Regions from separate parts of the Homo sapiens genome. Here region 2 is linked to region 1. A link is an interaction called in ENCODE POLR2A ChIA-PET data of the cell type or tissue named here. Cell type or tissue: OCI-LY7. All regions are shown on one strand.

Region 1 (2,500 bases):
TCTCTGAGACCCCTGCACCTCTACCTCCCACACGCGGACCAGGCCCTGAGACACCCCTGTCCCTTATCAGCGTGGCCCTGGATGGGTGGGCCCTGAGACCCCTGTGTTAGCCACCAGTATGGTCAGGGACTAGCCAGCTCTCTGAGCCCCCGGCGCCCCCATCCCCAGCGTGGCCCGGGAACCCAGTGCTGCGCACCTCAGCATGGGATACTGCCCTCAATCCGATGCCATCTTTGAGCTGCTGACGGGCCGCGAGCACCTGGAGCTGCTTGCGCGCCTGCGCGGTGTCCCGGAGGCCCAGGTTGCCCAGGTGAGCCCACTTTGTCCCCACCGCTCTCACCTCCCAGGGCCCACCCGACCCAGGCCGTGCCTCTAAAGCCTGGCCCAATCCCGCACTCTCTCGCCTTGGCTCCATCCCTGTCCCTGCCCCCAGACCGTGCTTCCTTCCCCTATACCTCTGTCCCCCATCCTGGTCCAATAGGGATGTGGCTAGCCCGCCTCTTTGCCCCGCAACACCAAGTTCCACCATTCTCATTGGTCCACCCACCCTTCCTTCCGCTGCACGTTGCCCCTCTCTCCTTGACTCTGCCTTCTGTGGCCCTGCCCACTTGCTCCTCTTCTGCCTACCCCCTAGGGCTTCGCGCCTTTCTCGCTGGGGTCACGGTCACATTCTCACTCTGGCCGTTCCCAGTTTGCAGCCGTTTCACTGCCTCTTCCATCTGCTTGGGGGTCTTGTCTTTGCCCTGGCCCGCCCCACCCTCACACTGTCCCACCCCATGCCCTTTCTGGCCCTGCCTCATACCCATGTTGGCTCCACCCACACCATGGCCCTGCTCCATACCCATCCCAGCTCCACCCATACCAAGGCCCCACCCCATACTCATGCTGGCTCCACCCACACCATGGCCCCGCCCCATACTCATGCTGGCTCCACCCACACCATGGCCCCGCCCCATACTCATGCTGGCTCCACCCACACCATGGCCCCGCCCCATACTCATGCTGGCTCCACCCACACCATGGCCCCACCCCATACTCATGCTGTCTCCACCCACACCATGGCCCTGCCCCATACTCATGCTGGCTCTACCCACACCATGGCCCCGCCGCATACTCATGCTGGCTCCACCAGTGTGGCCCCGCCCCATACTCATGCTGGCTCCACCCACACCATGGCCCCGCCCCATACTCATGCTGGCTCCACCAGTGTGGCCCCGCCCCATACTCATGCTGTCTCCACCCACACCATGGCCCCGCCCCATACTCATGCTGGCTCCACCCACACTATGGCCCTGCCCCACACCCATCCCAGCTCCACCCACACCATGGCCCCGCCCCATACTCATGCTGGCTCCACCCACACCATGGCCCCGCCCCATACTCATGCTGCCCCCACCACACTATGTCCCATTCTCACATTTGCCCTGCCCCATGCCCATTATGCCCCTGCTCCACACTCAATGCTGGCCCCGCCACACTGTGGCCCTGCCCCATACTCATCAATATGAGTCCCCATGCCTACTCTGGCCCCACCCCACAGACCGCTGGCTCGGGCCTGGCGCGTCTGGGACTCTCATGGTACGCAGACCGGCCTGCAGGCACCTACAGCGGAGGGAACAAACGCAAGCTGGCGACGGCCCTGGCGCTGGTTGGGGACCCAGCCGTGGTGTTTCTGGTGCGTGGGAGCGGTGCCTGGGTGGGGTGGGGCCTGCGACGGAGGCGGGGCCTTGCTTATGGGATCTTCCGTGCTCCCCAGGACGAGCCGACCACAGGCATGGACCCCAGCGCGCGGCGCTTCCTTTGGAACAGCCTTTTGGCCGTGGTGCGGGAGGGCCGTTCAGTGATGCTCACCTCCCATAGGTGGGCCGGGCTCTGATGCCCTGGGCTGTGGTTAAGGTGATCCAGGCCTGGAGAGAGAGCCCCAAAGCACAAGGCCACAGGGGATGGGGGGTCCTGGCCCTAGTGGGGCGAGGGCGCCAGGCCCCGGGGTGTAAGGACACACAGAGGTGGGACGCGGCGCCGGGATCAGAACGGTCTGGGGAAGAGTGGGGAGATGTCCACACCAGAAGGGTGGCCCAGGCCGGGGGAAGCAGGCAGTGTGGCGCCAGGCACAGGTGGCCCCGGCCTCACGGAGCTCGTGGTGCCGGGTCCCGACAGCATGGAGGAGTGTGAAGCGCTCTGCTCGCGCCTGGCCATCATGGTGAATGGGCGGTTCCGCTGCCTGGGCAGCCCGCAACATCTCAAGGGCAGGTGAGCCGGCGCGGCCTCCAGGCAGGTGTGGGGTGAGGGTGGGCACGTAGGTAGGCTCAGGGGAGAGGCCAGACGTAGAGCCGGGTGAGGAAAGTTTGGCTCCAACTGGAGAGATGGCCAAGGCTTTAGATTGTCCTGCAGGGGTGACTGAGGGGGCGAGACAGGCTGGGGTGTGCTGGGGGCGCAGGACCAGGAGGCGTGAGCCGGGGGCTCTGGGTGGATTTAGAAGACACAATCAGGTGTGCGTTGG
Region 2 (2,500 bases), 410 kb before region 1:
TGCAACGGGATCCCCAGGGCTGAAGGGCCTGCTGGAGACACTGGCTCACAGGGCGGACTCCTCATGGATGGCTGGGCCCCTGGTGATGGCGGAGCGTGCCGAGCATTCGTGGGGCCTGGGCTGAAACGTGCATGGTGCCTCCCGGCCTCACCAGGGGCTGGGCAGATGCCGACACACACTTCCCGCACAGCCTGCAGAACTGGAAACTGGAAGCTAAATCAACTGCTCTCTATGAACGACCCAGTCTCAAGTGCTCCATCGCAGCAACGTGAAAATGGCCTCACACGGCACGTGTCATCACGCCAGGGGCTCACATGGGGGTCCCAAGACCACCCCCAGGTAACACAGACAAAAACAGGAGACAAGGCTCCCACCGTGCATGGGGGAGTGCTGTGAGGGGAGCCAAGGTCGACCCCAGGCTCTGGGGATGCAGGTTGCACCGGGGCTGTTCAGTCTTCGCAGGGGCAGGGGCTGGGACCTCTCCAGCAAGCAAGATCCCGGCCTCACCCACTGACTCTGGGGAGAAGCGGGGGTCTGGCGTGCAGTGCCCAAGGGGAGGGCCGACAGCTGGGCCCCCGCCCACACCACGCCGTGCCTGCCTCACCTGCTCCTGCCACTGAAGCACAGGCTGGGTGGGGAGGGACTAAGGCCAGGGTGAGCAAACGATGCCAGATGCACATGAACCCACCGTGAGGGGAGAGTGAAGAGGCACCATCTACAATATAGAAAAAGTGCGGCCCGGCTCCTGGTGAGGCCGGGAGGCACCACATGCGTTTCAGCCCACGCCCCACGAATTCTCGGCACGCTCCGCCATCACCGGGGGCGCGGTGGCTCAGGCCTGTAATCCTGGCACTTCGGGAGGCCGAGGCGGGCGGATCATCTGAGATCAGGAGTTGGAGACCAGCCTGGCCAACATGGTGAAACTCTGTCTCTACTAAAAATACAAAAATTAGCCGGGTGTGGTGGCGGGCGCCTGTAATCCCAGCTACTTGGGAGGCTGAGGCAGGAGAATTGCTTGAGCCCGGGAGGCGGAGGTTGCAGTGAGCTGAGATTGTGCCATTGCACTGCAGCCTGGGCGAGGGAGCAAGACTCCGTCTCAAAAAAAAAAAAAAAAAAAAAAAAAAAAAAAAAAAAAGTGCTGGCCGGGCGCGGTGTCTCATACCTGTAATCCTGGCACTTTGGGAGGCCGAGGCAGGCGAATCACCTGAGGCCAGGAGTTCGAGACCAGCCTGGACAACATGGAGAAACCCCGTCTCTACTAAAAATACAAATGTTAGCCAGGCGTGGTGGCACGTACCTGTAATCCCAGCTACTCAGGAGGCTGAGACAGGAGAATCGCTTGAACCTAGGAGGCGGAGGCTGCAACGAGCCGAGATCATGACATTGTAACTCCAGCCTGGGCGACAGAGTGAGACTCCGTATCGGGAAAAAAAAAAGTGCTTACAACTCAAAAGAAAGAAAGAAAGAAAGAAAAAAAAGCCCAGGCCAGGTGCAGCAGCTCACACCTGTGATCCCAGTACTTTGGGAAGCCAAGGTGGGCAGACCATTTGAGGTCAGGAGCTTGAGACCAGCCTAGCCAACATGGCCAAACCCCATTTCTACAAAAAACAAATTAGCTGGGTATGCTGGGGTGGGTCTGTAGCTCCAGCTACTAAGGAGGGGGAGGAGACAGGCAGGAGCGGGAGGCAGGAGGCAGAATGGCTTGAGTCCAGGAGATCGAGACCGCAGTGAGCTGTGGTCCCACCACTGCGCTAGCCTGGGTGACAGAACCAGACCCTGCCAAAAAAAAAAAGAAAAAGAGAAACAGACAACGCAACTAAAAACGGGCAAAGTCGGGAGGCTGAGGCAGGAGAACGGCTTGAACCTGGGAGGCAGAGCTTGCAGTGAGCCGAGATCGCGCCACTGCACTCTAGCCCGGGCGACAGAGTGACACTCCATCTCAAAAAAAAAGAAAAGTGGGGGGGGAAAGGACGTGTACAGGACATGCCTCCAAAAACACGCTGGGTAAACGCAGCCGGCCAGCCCCAGCGAGATGCCACTTCCCAGGGCCAGCCAGGACGAGATGCAAGACCCCGTCAGGCCTGCTGGGAGCCCAGAAGTCCCCCAGATGGAACTACCCCATGACCCACGAGCTAGAACTTTCACTCCAGGCGCAGACCCCAGAGAAACGAAGACACCTGCCCACCAAATGTTCACATGGCCAGAACTGGCAGGTGAGAGTTCACGGCAGCACAGTTCATCATCGTCGTCGGCAGATGCAAACAGCTCCAGTGTCCACCCGCACCTCAGAGCACGACTCAACCATGGAAAGGGGCAAGGCCCAGACCAGGCCACGGCGGGGGGGAGGGGGGATTGCATCTTGAGGACATCACGTCCAGTGAGAGATGCCAGACACAGAAGACCACGCAGCGTGTGATCCCACGTCTATGAAATGTCCAGGACAGGCCGAGCCACAGAGACAGAGAGGGGATGTGTGAGCACCAGGGCCTGGGGGAGGGGA

Evidence for each region. Peaks named below come from ENCODE experiments on the same cell type or tissue, not always from the same donor. Only the 100,000 strongest peaks of a DNase experiment are listed, where the experiment ranks them.
Region 2: POLR2A ChIA-PET joins it to region 1 with 5 read pairs; 2 of 35 experiments call an interaction of 5 or more read pairs at or near these places.

What each region holds. Positions count from the first base shown.
Region 1 is chr19:1,062,004-1,064,503 of GRCh38, forward strand. ABCA7 (ATP binding cassette subfamily A member 7) reads left to right here. Exons shown (of 47, transcript NM_019112.4): 42 at 169-310; 43 at 1,541-1,675; 44 at 1,757-1,860; 45 at 2,158-2,250. Among named protein-coding and RNA genes, the nearest start is that of ARHGAP45, 3.9 kb to the right of the region's middle. RefSeq lists enhancers at 1-327, 1,168-2,020. In OCI-LY7, no CTCF peak of the experiment used is centred here; DNase peaks (open chromatin) are centred at 838 and 1,128.
Region 2 is chr19:653,545-656,044 of GRCh38, forward strand. All of the region lies in intron 1 of RNF126 (ring finger protein 126), which reads right to left. Among named protein-coding and RNA genes, the nearest start is that of RNF126, 8.4 kb to the right of the region's middle. In OCI-LY7, no CTCF peak of the experiment used is centred here; no DNase peak of the experiment used is centred here.